Regions from separate parts of the Homo sapiens genome. Here regions 1, 3 and 4 are each linked to region 2. A link is a contact called in ENCODE Hi-C or POLR2A ChIA-PET data. All regions are on one chromosome and are shown on one strand. The core of a region is the stretch at or near the end of the contact, and the rest is flanking DNA. Distances in the headings are between cores, read along the strand shown. Region 1 overlaps UMAD1 (UBAP1-MVB12-associated (UMA) domain containing 1). Region 2 has its middle 24 kb from the start of GLCCI1-DT. Region 3 holds the start of RPA3 (replication protein A3). Region 4 overlaps ICA1 (islet cell autoantigen 1).

Region 1 (2,700 bases), core at 98-2,597, 130 kb before region 2:
GGTGAAAGGAGCCTCCTTTCCAGGTCATCAACCTTGCCAAGCTGCTTTCGGGCAGGGTGTACCGCAGGCATCTTGCAAGTCTCACTACTTGTCACATCAGCCACTTCATGGTCTCCCTTCTGTATACACTTTCAATCCTAGATATGCTTTTTAGATGGCTTACCAGTTGGATTTTTGATATCAGTATAGAGGATGTAGGACAAGTGCCTTTCTAACTTAGAGAGAAAGATTGTCTCGGGAGTGATGGTTCCTCACAGTGGCAGATTTTCATAACCCTTGCTGTAGTATGGATAGCTGTAAGAATGTGAACTGTATCAGACAGACTTGTAGCTCAGATCTTGGCTTTACCACTTATTGTACAGGGTTACTATAAGAATTTGGTGAGTCAATATGTAATATTTATTTGTATGTCTATATACACAGTATCTGATGTATACTAGATACTCAGTAAGTATTAGTTTCTTTTTAGATTGGAAGGAAATTATGGTTAATGCCTTAAAAATCATGCCAGAGTAGAGTAGAATTGATTAAATCATTTAGGAATTATGCTCAATTGAGAGTTACAGTAAAAGGCAGGGGTTTAATTTGGGGCTTAATTTTTCTCATGTGACAAGAAGTCTCATAGAAGGTAGTTAAAGTATTGATTCAGGAGCTCAGGAATGTTAAGACCAAAGTCCTATAGTTCCTCATAGTTGCAAGTTAGCTATTGCAGCTCCAGCCATCATATCTATTTTCCAGGAAGCAGGAAGGAGGAAGACAGCAAAGGGAGAATAAAACTGTGTCCAGAAACTTTTCAAAAAATCTCTAACAGTTTTACTGGCCATATTATAACATATGGCCACCCCTAGTGGCACGGGAGCCTGGTAAGGAGCCTACTTTAGCTTGGTACTTTGCTACTACCCCCAGAAAAATCAGGATTCTATTAAAGATGAAAGGAAGGATGAATATTGGGTAGGCTACAAGAGGTCTCTGACATAGATATCAACCTATTTTGCTTTTAGAAGGTTCATTTGTCCAACAATAGATATCAGTGGAGGTGGGGGAGGACAAATAGAGAGAAGCATTCATTAGTGATGCCTGGATTCTATTTAGGGCCACGAAGTCTTTGAGTAGTCATAGTGGGACAAGAAATAAAGAAGGACATTAATTTAAAAAAAAATCTTGGATAAGCTAAGCACAATGCTGGTAGGACCTTTACATGTATTAACTCATTAATTTTTACAGACGAGGTAGGCAATATTATCTATATATCTTATAGAGGAGGAAACCAAGGCTCAACAATACCCATTTCCCAAGGTCACAAAAAAAACAGTAACATTAATGGAACCGGAATTGAGACTTGCGCCTGACTAACCACAAAACCTATGCTTTGCATCGTGTTGTTTTCCTGTCTCCACTATATAAATAACGCTGCAGAAACCTGCTGTTTCACTTTGCTTCTCTTTTCCGTAGTGCCTTCTCCTGTGAGGTCCACAATAACTATATATTGACTTCAATGATTTGTGTGCAGAACTAAACTGAGTGTTCTATAAAAGATTGCTGCTGTTAGTTGCTGAAGGCTGTAGAGATGAGGCCGGGAGAGGAAGAAGTGGTGCTTCTCTCTTATCACCGCCACTCAGAGGTGGGAATGACTGCCTTGGGATATATGCCACCAGTGTCGGTAGCATTCAAGGACATTCTTTGGGACAAAGAGAATGTGGCAAAGCAGCAGTGACCAATCTGAGTGAGCCAAAGTCCAAAAGGAAAGCTGATAGAATGAGTTGGCATGGAGGTGTATCTTCTCAAGTCAGAAGCCTGGGAATTATCTTTGACTTCTTCCTCTTTCATTCTCAACCCAATTGATCACCAATCACTTTATTTCTACCTCCTCTGGCTACCTTGCTTATCTGTCCTTTCCTCTACCTCCCCACTGCAACTACAGTGGTTCTGGCCTTATCTTTCACATGGATTATTACAAAGAGTTTTTGTAATAGCCCTTAATGCCCAGTCCTACTTTCATTCAATCCATTCACCCACAAATCTGACCATGTAGTTGCCTTACTTGATGGCATCAGAGGCTCTTCAGCTGCCTGTAGGATAAAATCCAGTAATTTGTGTCTACTGTGCATATATGGTCCTTCGTGGTCTGGTCCTGCTCCTCTGTGTAAACGTTCAGGTCTGTTCTGTGTCACCATACAGAGTTTCTTACCATTTCTTGAGTATATTCCTTTCTCTTGAAGTTTGTGCAATTTCTGTCACTTCTCTGAAGAACTTTATCCCATACGTCTTGTGTTCACTGAGCAAATTCCTGTTCATCCTTCAAACCCCTGCTCAAATATCTTTCATCTTCAATGCCATTTAGTCTCCCCTCTGGTCCCTTAACACCTTGTACATCTGACCAGGAGTGCCATGAAGTGGGGATTCGGGTTGACTCATCATTGTTCCCTGTGCGTGGCATGCATCAGCCACTCAATAAATATTTAATGTTTGATGTGTGCAGGAACAGTCAGACTAGACAAAAGACAGAAGAACTTGTTATCTAAGTATTACTCTTAACCATGAAAAGCTCTAACTTTGGATAACCTCCTTACCTTTCGGTGCTAGAGTAATGGGAATATATTTGAAACATTACTTCATCTCTCCGAAGTGAATTATTCTCACCAGGTTCTTAACAGTTTCTGTTAGTTTTTCAGGTTATGTTTAATAATTCCCATGATACCA
Region 2 (2,700 bases), core at 51-2,550:
AGAAAATAAAGACAGCTGTGAGGCATCATTTTTCAACTCAAATTTAAAGCTGGCTTTTAAAATTACACCATTCACTGAAAATGGATTATAAATTGATTTAACTTTTCTGGAGGGCAATTTGGCAATATATGAAGCACCTTTAAAACATTTATGACAAATTTTGGAAAGTATACATATGTGTAGAAATAAGGAAACACAAAAATGTTCATGTGGCTGCCACTAAGTGGTAAGTTTATAGATGATTTTAATTTTCTTTTTAATATTTTCCATAGTTTTTAAAAACAGGCCTAATTACATTTATTTAAACACAAAGAACGTGAAGTAACCTGTTATTTAAGAACATGGACAAATTCCAGTCAAGAATATCCTCTAGAAGCTTGAGAGGTGGGAAAAGTAGTTTGGGGGATTTATTTGCTCTCTCAAGGTGATGAAAAGAAAAATATCTGAATCAAAGAGTCTGAGTTATGGAATTCTCTGCTTCTGGGGTTCTAGTGCAGCCCCGTTGGTCTGGAATTCAGGAAAAAAGATACAAGGCATAAAATCCCACAGAAAGTTACACAGTTGCAACAGAACATTTAGCATTTATTGCTTGTTCTTCTAATTAAACCTCTAATTCAACTCACTAGGCCCTTGCCTGCTAGCTTTAGTGAGTAAAGTTGAGACCATGTGACTGGACTTAGCTTGATTTAATGTCATGTTCATTGAGGAGAATGGTTGGACTTTTTTTTAAAAAACATGAGCATAGGAAATATCTGAAGTCACTTTTAACACTAGTCTGAACATGTAGGATAAAGGAATGTGTGTTACTGAATTGGGATTTCCAATAGATATTTAACCCAATGTGATTTGGTGATGATGTTCTTTCTTCAGATTTAATTTCATAATTTCCTCACTTATCTCAGACCACTCCCTCAGTTCGCTTTCTGCCTTAACTATCACCTCTAAGTAACATGGGATAAGTCACTTAACCTTTGCTGTATCCTTTCAAAAATAGGCCTCTGTCACGGAATTTCCTCTCTCTAAACATCTCTAAAGTTCTGTTGGTGTGAAGAATTAGTACGTCTCTTCTGGTTATATGAATTTAAGAAAGCATTTAGGTTAATGAGGGAAAATTGAATTTTAATGGTCCTCCCTTAAAAGGCTTTACAAAAGATTTTTTAGCTAGATGAGGTGGGAATATATATGCTAGCACCAGATTCCACTTATCAGTCATCCAGCAGTTACAGCAAGCCAGCAGCTCTGCCTGCGCCTGAGTTGGCCATGTATAGACAAGTGAGGACTGCAGAGGCAGGAAATATGGGGTTACGTTGATTTCCCTCTATTAGCAGCAGCTTAAACCGGCATGCTGGGCAGCACTGTCTCCTATTGGCTACAGCTGCTGAGAGCAGCAGGATGAGGGTTGACCTATATCTGTCAGGTGTAGGTCAAACCCTGAATTTTTGTTGCAAACTTCAGTCTTCTAGAACGCCAAGTTTCACTTGTGCTCAACCACATACAATATTTTTATCAGGATCTGTGATATACTCCACCTGCAAAGAGCTTGCATCTGTGGGTTTCCCTCTCTGGATTCTTTTGCTTTCTTTCTTGCTGCCTCTCCCTCCTGTCACCCTCTTACCATTTTTGTCCCCTGCTTCCGTGTCATCCTCTGGCTGAGAAGGGTTGAGATGGTCACAGCTGTGCTCCTTCTAGTAATCACAGTAACACCAGCCCTTCTCTGCCTGCCCCAGTTTCCATCTGACCAAGCTGTGCCCGTTCCTTTCAGTTGCAGTTATTGCCCCAGGTTGGCACAGCCTGTGCACATATGTGCTCCTCTGGGCCACCATGGTTTCGGAATGTGTCAGTTGCTAATTACAACTGCAGCTGTGCACAGAAATACAGCACACATTCAAAATGTGGGTCCTAAAGTTCCTACACAGTAAATATTTCTTGATAGTTTTAAGGCCATTTTTTTTCTTATTTTTTTTTTGTAAAGATAGACTTTTAAGTATTTAGACATGTATTTTTCTAGATGAGAGAATAAACTACTTGAATTTTCATTTATTCAGCCACCATCTAACTGTGACAAAGGTCCTTTCCCTCTGCCTTTGGTCTCAGTCAATATATGTATGTTGTTTTGGGACTTAATTGGTATTGTGTTTTTATTTATTTACACTGACATCACAATGTGAAACTTACCATAGTCAGTCCTGCCTTCATACTAAAGCATCAGTACACTGTGGGCTTCCACTTACAATGCAGAAACTGCATTCCATGACCCGTTATCATTTCTTCACTGAGGCCTTGTAGTAATAGTAAAGAAGCCCAAATGCTGGAAAAATTATTCTAGAACCTCAGGTCCCCATGCGTACAAACTACATCACAGTAATTTGAGATGGAAAAGACCTATTAAGTCATCCCACTGATTCTCTGAGGACCTGCGGTGTTTTTTCCCTCTCCAACAGGCTGATCTACTTTTTAATGGCTTTTCCAACTGTAAATGGCACAAGTGATGGGGTTTCCACCCTTCCCAAGGCTGTACAGCCTATAATAGATCTCTCCATTAGGGCCTGTGACTCGTTCAGCTGCCTAAATCATCTTTGTTTTGACTTTCATTTACCATCACTCCTCCTGCTGTCCCCTTGCACACTAAATAATTTCTCTCTGTCCCCACTATTTACACCCTTCAAGTACTTGTTGCCCATGAGCCAGTCCCGTTAGAGC
Region 3 (2,700 bases), core at 26-2,525, 230 kb before region 2:
CAGGCATAAGCCACCTCGCCCAGCCTCCTGTTTCTTTCATCTATTAAAACTCCACTCTTAAACTCACTCCTTGTGTGTCCTCGTCCTTCAGTTTCTTTGGCGTGAGACGATAACCTCAGGTATTTACCTCAGACAACTCTGCTACTTCAGAAGTATTTACTTTATTAAATGAATATGATTTATTGTTTTGAAGTAAAATGTTTAAGGTATGCATGTATTTTTTATGATTTCCCACTTTAACTGATTTTTTTATTAAATGAAGAAATGGTCTCAATCACATTGGCTAACATGGCCTCTATTTATTTAATTCATCTGTTTTTCCCACTTTGGGGCATCAACAGCATGGAGTATTTGGAAAACTACTTGTATTTGTAAAGAGTAAAATGCAGTTTAACAAAGAAGTTAGTTTGTCATTGTATAGTTCAGGAACTCTGGCCTGGATGAGAGCATGAGTTTGAAATTTTGTCCTCAAGATTTTGTTTTTATCTTACCATCACCTTTTATGCTTAAGTTTATGATTGGCCATAATTATCAAATTGACACATTATGTCATGTGAAAATCTGTTTACCAAACTTTTCTATTAATAAACTTGATGTTTAATTGTAATATTAAGAGTCACAGAGTGCTGTAGATTCTGTTTGTCATAGTTGTGTAGCTTTTAGAGTTTAGGGAAATCTAGTTTTTAGAATTGACACAATGATTTTTAATTTTAGCAGTGTGTTGAATAACCTGTGATATACCATTCACTTATTAACTTCACATTGTTGTATAATAAGTTATAAATTTTAGATCAGATAAGAAAGTAAAACTGGTATTAATTTGGGAAGAAGAAATTGCAGAACTTGAGTGATTTTTCCAAATAATGTGTCAGCTGTAACTTGAATGTGTTATTTTTATCCCCAAGGGTATTTTGAAATATACTTATGTGAATTTCTTATAGTTTATTTTAACCATAAAACTATTTTGATATTTTTATAATGCCATCGATGATACTGTATGCATAGTGAGGGCATGGGTTGTCTGTTCTTACCACCATATTCCCAGCACTAGCATGGAACAAATGAATAAGAACGGAGTAAAAATGCATAATCTAAACTTGACTATGTGTGTCTTCAAAATAATACCTTTAAGTTATTTTGAAGGAAAAAACTATGTATCCAACAAATTCAAACAGATACTTACAAAATTAAGACGATTGTAAATGTGTGTTGTCCTCCTTCTCATTGTTTTTCACATCCAAAAATGTCCTCTTGGAGCCTCTTATCTGAGTAGCTTCTGTGGATCTGATGATGCTAGGATTTTATTTTTTCTTTTATTTTAAAGTTCTTCTGATTACATCATCTCTTTGTATAGACATCATTCTTGACAGATGGCATTTATTAAATATGGACAGTAGCAGGCAGTTAAAAAGACCTGCATGAGATAGGCAGGAACCTTTCTTTTTTCTTTCTGACTCTCAGAAGCAATACCAGCATTAGCTTTATTTAACTTCTAGATTAATTTAAAAAGAAACCTCTTTAAATTATGACTCAACAGGTACAGGGTGAAGTGGGGGAAATGTATGTGTGTTTTAAAGCTTCCCAAGTGATTTTGACCATCAGTTAAGTTTAGAAACCACTGATTACAATTAATTTCCTTAGAATTTGCTCATATATTTAATTCCAAAGAGGAAGAAAATTGAAATTTTAAAAAACATATGAGTATTTTTGGAGATGACATAACTTTCCTTTTATTGTGTTAAAAAAAGCTTTAAGAACTGTTTTTTTCTGCATTTTTATTAATTATCAAGATTTAGTGATGGTTTAGAGAGCTAAAAACACCTTTAGGGTGAATTCAGAAGATCTAGCAGATACAATGATGAAATATGATCAGCAAGCTTTAGGAGAGGATAACAAATGTGTGATTTTGAAATCTCTTCTATTTGAAACCAATCCAGAGTCTTGAATTTGATCCAGTATATAGTATGCTACAAATGGAAAGATTAAACTGGAGCAATATAATTAGGGTAAGCCATTGCATCTGCACTTGTATCGCAGCAACTGAATTTGAAACCAGCTGCAAAATGGTGACTAATCTCTCTGGCAAGCCCACATGAGAGTGTAGTACAATAAGCCAGCTTCAGCCTCATGAGCACATGTTTCTTCAACTTGCCTCTGAGCAGGTGATGGTGATGATGCAATCTGATTATACTTTTGAATGTATTCTAACCACAGTCAACAGTAGAGTCTCACAAGGGATTTCACAAAAGACTTCAAACCGACTGTATATTTTTCAGAGAGTTGAGCTATAGACAGCCATGGAAAGTAGTAGTTTTTTTTTTCACGTTAGTGACTACTGTACTTTGCAGTACTTTATAATCTTAAGTTTAGGAGGCTTTAGTTTTCATATGTGAACTGAAGATGAGAAGAATAATGTGGAAAGAAAGTACTTGTACTTGGAGCTTTTATTCTGAATTGTTCACAACAACTTACACTGATCAATTAAAATAATTAAATTGTCTAGACTATTTAATTCTGTACAAACAAGAGATGGTAAATCAGTGTACTGTGTTTAAGTGGTACACTAACCTTTCCATATTCAGAGAAGTACCTCCCTGGGTCTTGAACATTAAAGGTGTTTAATAAGTACTCAGTTTGACTTGGACTTGAGCCTTTATTTTTGAAGGGAATAAAGTTTCTTCTTCCAGTGTACCTCAGAGG
Region 4 (2,700 bases), core at 18-2,517, 250 kb after region 2:
GTCATTATACTAGAAGGAGGCTTATAACTCATTTAGTACAATCCTATTGTCTTACAGATGATGTGATACACAGAGGTTAAAGGGCTTACTAAGGTCCTATGTTGGGTTTAGTGCTAGAGCTGGACCCAGAACCCAGAACACACAGGCGGATTCTTTCGCCTCCTCGCTCTGCTAGGGGCATGAAGACAGAAGACAGCCCCCACAGTCATTCTAACATTTGTTGGCTGGCTATTGGGAATGCAGAATACATTTTCCCATGGAGGCAGGTTTTTTCTTCTTCTTTTTTTTAAATGGTGGTTCGGTTCCCAGGCCAGGCCACAAAAGCCTATTTACCCCATAGCTGAGCTCAACTATAAAACCAGCGGTAGCTCTGAGGCCTCACTGAACCCCCAGCTCCGAGCCTGCAGTCCGAGGGGCAGGTGGGCAGCTGGCTCTGCAAGGGGGGTAGGCAGCGCTCCCTTGAGCAGACCAGGAGTGTGGGGAGGGGGCTGGGCAGGGGGGCTGGGCAGGGGGCCCAGGCAGCAGCTGCAGGAGCCTACAGCAGCCTCTGAATGCCTTGGTGGTTCTTAAGTGGATTGTTTGTAAGTTGGGAACTGTCTGTACTTAGAAAGGCGGATTTCAAGAGGTAGGGGATCCTATTTCACTTGAAGGCCCACAGTAATGAGGGTTCTTTATTCGTAATGAAGTAAGCCACTAATTGGAGGGACGGGCTCAGGAGGCCTGGTGGAATTTTGTACTCCTGGACCAGAACTGAGTAATATTATGCAGTAGCCTGGCAACCCTTTACTTTTGCACAAAATTCATATAAAAATCTACCATGAAGTGCCTGTCTGACATTCACTGTGTTTATTATTAATAATGATAATAACAGGGTAGCTTATACACAGCCTTAAGGCTAAGAAAGTAAATTGAATTCTCAGTTTCTTCCAGTTTTTTTTTTTTCCGCAGTCAGATTAGGAACATTTGGAAAGTCCTTACTCTCCGAGTGGGCTGAAACCTTTCATATTTACCCAGAGGAGACATGGCTGTAGTTTCTAAGGACTCATCCAAGAGATGATCTCTTTCCTTCCTCTGCCTCCTCAGAGAGGCAGAAACATTCCATAAACTCACAAATGTTGTAAAAGTAAATGTACAAAAAAATAATATTAATGGAACTGAAAACGTTACAGTAGAGAAATCAATTATAATAAGGTAATACAGTTAGCTCTTCTGGACTTAATGAAATGTGTTCAACTGCATTGGAATGTTCTGGTGCCCCCTGCAGGATTCTAACACCTCACAGAAATGGTTTAGTACCAATTCAGATGGCTTAGAAAACCCTACAGAGGCAATGTGTTTCTTTTCTCAGGTTCAAATCAACTTAACCTGGCTCAATCACATGCAGAGGGACAAAGCAGGAACTCAATCTAACATTTAAAAGGTTTTTAGCCACCATAAGTTTGTCATTAGAATGGAGGTTTTTGGATCAACAACAGAAACTATTTTTGGTTTGTGAAGTTTATAAATCTAACAGTGCAAAGTTCACGGTTACATGTGTGATCTCTCAATTTTTCTGGGCTGAGTGTTTAGGGAACAAGGAAGTTTGCTTCCATGAGCCTTGCTTTGACTTAGTGCAGAAAAATTAAACATTCTGGAAAGTTAAACATTTAGCTTCTAAATTTTTACTGCCCTGGAATTCCTCAGGAACATGACTCCAGTATGATAATGAACAAATGGTCATCAGAGTTGTTTATTCCATAGTTACAGGTCAGCAGATGTGAGGAACCATCGTCTGACTCCAATAAGCTTTTAAGATGATAGCTGTCCATCGTTCCTGCCCTCCACTTTATACGAGAGTAACTGAAATCACTATTTTGATGTATAATGTCCCTGCTATCATCTAGTCTTAGGTAATTTATCTGAAAGACATTGACCAGGTCTCACTGAATTTGCAAAGAATCATGCTGGCACATAATTCTAATTATATCACAATAGCTACAACATAAATACAGTATTGTAATATTGTACAGACAGTCCTGGATTTGCCATGGTTTGATTTATGATTGTTTGACTTAGAGTTTTTGACTTTGCCAAGATGCAAAAGCAACATGTATTCAGCAGAAACTGTACTTCAAGTACGCAAACAACCACTCTGTTTTTCATTGTCAGTACAGTGTTCAATAAATTACTGTGAAATATTAAGCACTGTAGTATAGTATAGGTTTTGTGTTAGATGATTTTGCCCCACTGTAGGCTAATGTAGGCATTCTGAAAACATTTAAGGTAGCCTGTGGTAAGCTATGCTGTTTGGTAGGTTTGGTGTATTAAATGCATTTCCGATTAGGATATTTTCAACTTGATGGGTTTACTGGGGCATAACTCCATTGTAAGTCAAGAAGCATCTGTATATATGTGTTATATAATACATATTGCCTATAGTAATATTACATATTATTATAATATTGTATAATATTATAACACAATATAAACCTCTACTAATGTCACTTTTTTCAGTGCCATTCCTTCTTTCATATACTGGATGTTTAATTTCTTAATTTGAACATTATAAAGAAACGTATTAAAATTCAAATCACAAAGACACTAAACATAATTCCAGACTTCTAGAAAAGTTGCAAGAATTCTTTGTATGCCTGGATACCCTTCACCCAGATTCCCAAAATGTTAATTCACCCAAACATTACTACATTTGTTTCATTTTCT

The links. A loop is a pair of places that touch in the nucleus more often than their neighbours do. ChIA-PET counts read pairs that join two places held with the same protein, here RNA polymerase II (POLR2A). Pooled maps may share reads with other maps.
Region 1: a map with no recorded cell type shows a loop between it and region 2 (6-fold over the local background). The contact joins two enhancer-like sites. A Hi-C loop is called at or near these places in 29 of 37 single-sample maps with no recorded cell type and 8 of 50 pooled maps. POLR2A ChIA-PET finds 5 or more read pairs at or near these places in 2 of 52 experiments (CD4-positive, alpha-beta memory T cell and activated CD4-positive, alpha-beta T cell).
Region 3: a pooled map shows a loop between it and region 2 (7-fold over the local background). The contact joins the promoter of RPA3 here to the enhancer-like site in region 2. A Hi-C loop is called at or near these places in 2 of 37 single-sample maps with no recorded cell type and 8 of 50 pooled maps.
Region 4: a loop to region 2 is called in a pooled map, with 6 times the contacts of the local background. The contact joins two enhancer-like sites. A Hi-C loop is called at or near these places in 2 of 37 single-sample maps with no recorded cell type and 9 of 50 pooled maps. POLR2A ChIA-PET finds 5 or more read pairs at or near these places in 5 of 52 experiments (CD4-positive, alpha-beta T cell, CD4-positive, alpha-beta memory T cell, activated B cell and 2 more).

What each region holds. Positions count from the first base shown.
Region 1 is chr7:7,814,889-7,817,588 of GRCh38, forward strand. The region is part of intron 3 of UMAD1 (UBAP1-MVB12-associated (UMA) domain containing 1); the gene reads left to right. Among named protein-coding and RNA genes, the nearest start is that of RPA3, 98 kb to the left of the region's middle. RefSeq lists enhancers at 1,258-1,447, 2,316-2,405. Within about 2 kb of position 1,348, at least 3 of the 41 ENCODE cell types and tissues checked have a DNase peak (open chromatin) inside an H3K27ac peak, as active enhancers do.
Region 2 is chr7:7,943,416-7,946,115 of GRCh38, forward strand. No RefSeq gene overlaps it. Among named protein-coding and RNA genes, the nearest start is that of GLCCI1-DT, 24 kb to the right of the region's middle. RefSeq lists an enhancer at 1,379-1,588 and a silencer at 1,799-1,848. Within about 2 kb of position 1,301, at least 10 of the 41 ENCODE cell types and tissues checked have a DNase peak (open chromatin) inside an H3K27ac peak, as active enhancers do.
Region 3 is chr7:7,717,332-7,720,031 of GRCh38, forward strand. RPA3 (replication protein A3) reads right to left here and starts at 1,276. Exons shown (of 8, transcript NM_002947.5): 1 at 1,184-1,276. All of the region lies in intron 2 of UMAD1 (UBAP1-MVB12-associated (UMA) domain containing 1), which reads left to right.
Region 4 is chr7:8,189,289-8,191,988 of GRCh38, forward strand. The region is part of intron 6 of ICA1 (islet cell autoantigen 1); the gene reads right to left. Among named protein-coding and RNA genes, the nearest start is that of ICA1, 72 kb to the right of the region's middle. Within about 2 kb of position 1,268, at least 2 of the 41 ENCODE cell types and tissues checked have a DNase peak (open chromatin) inside an H3K27ac peak, as active enhancers do.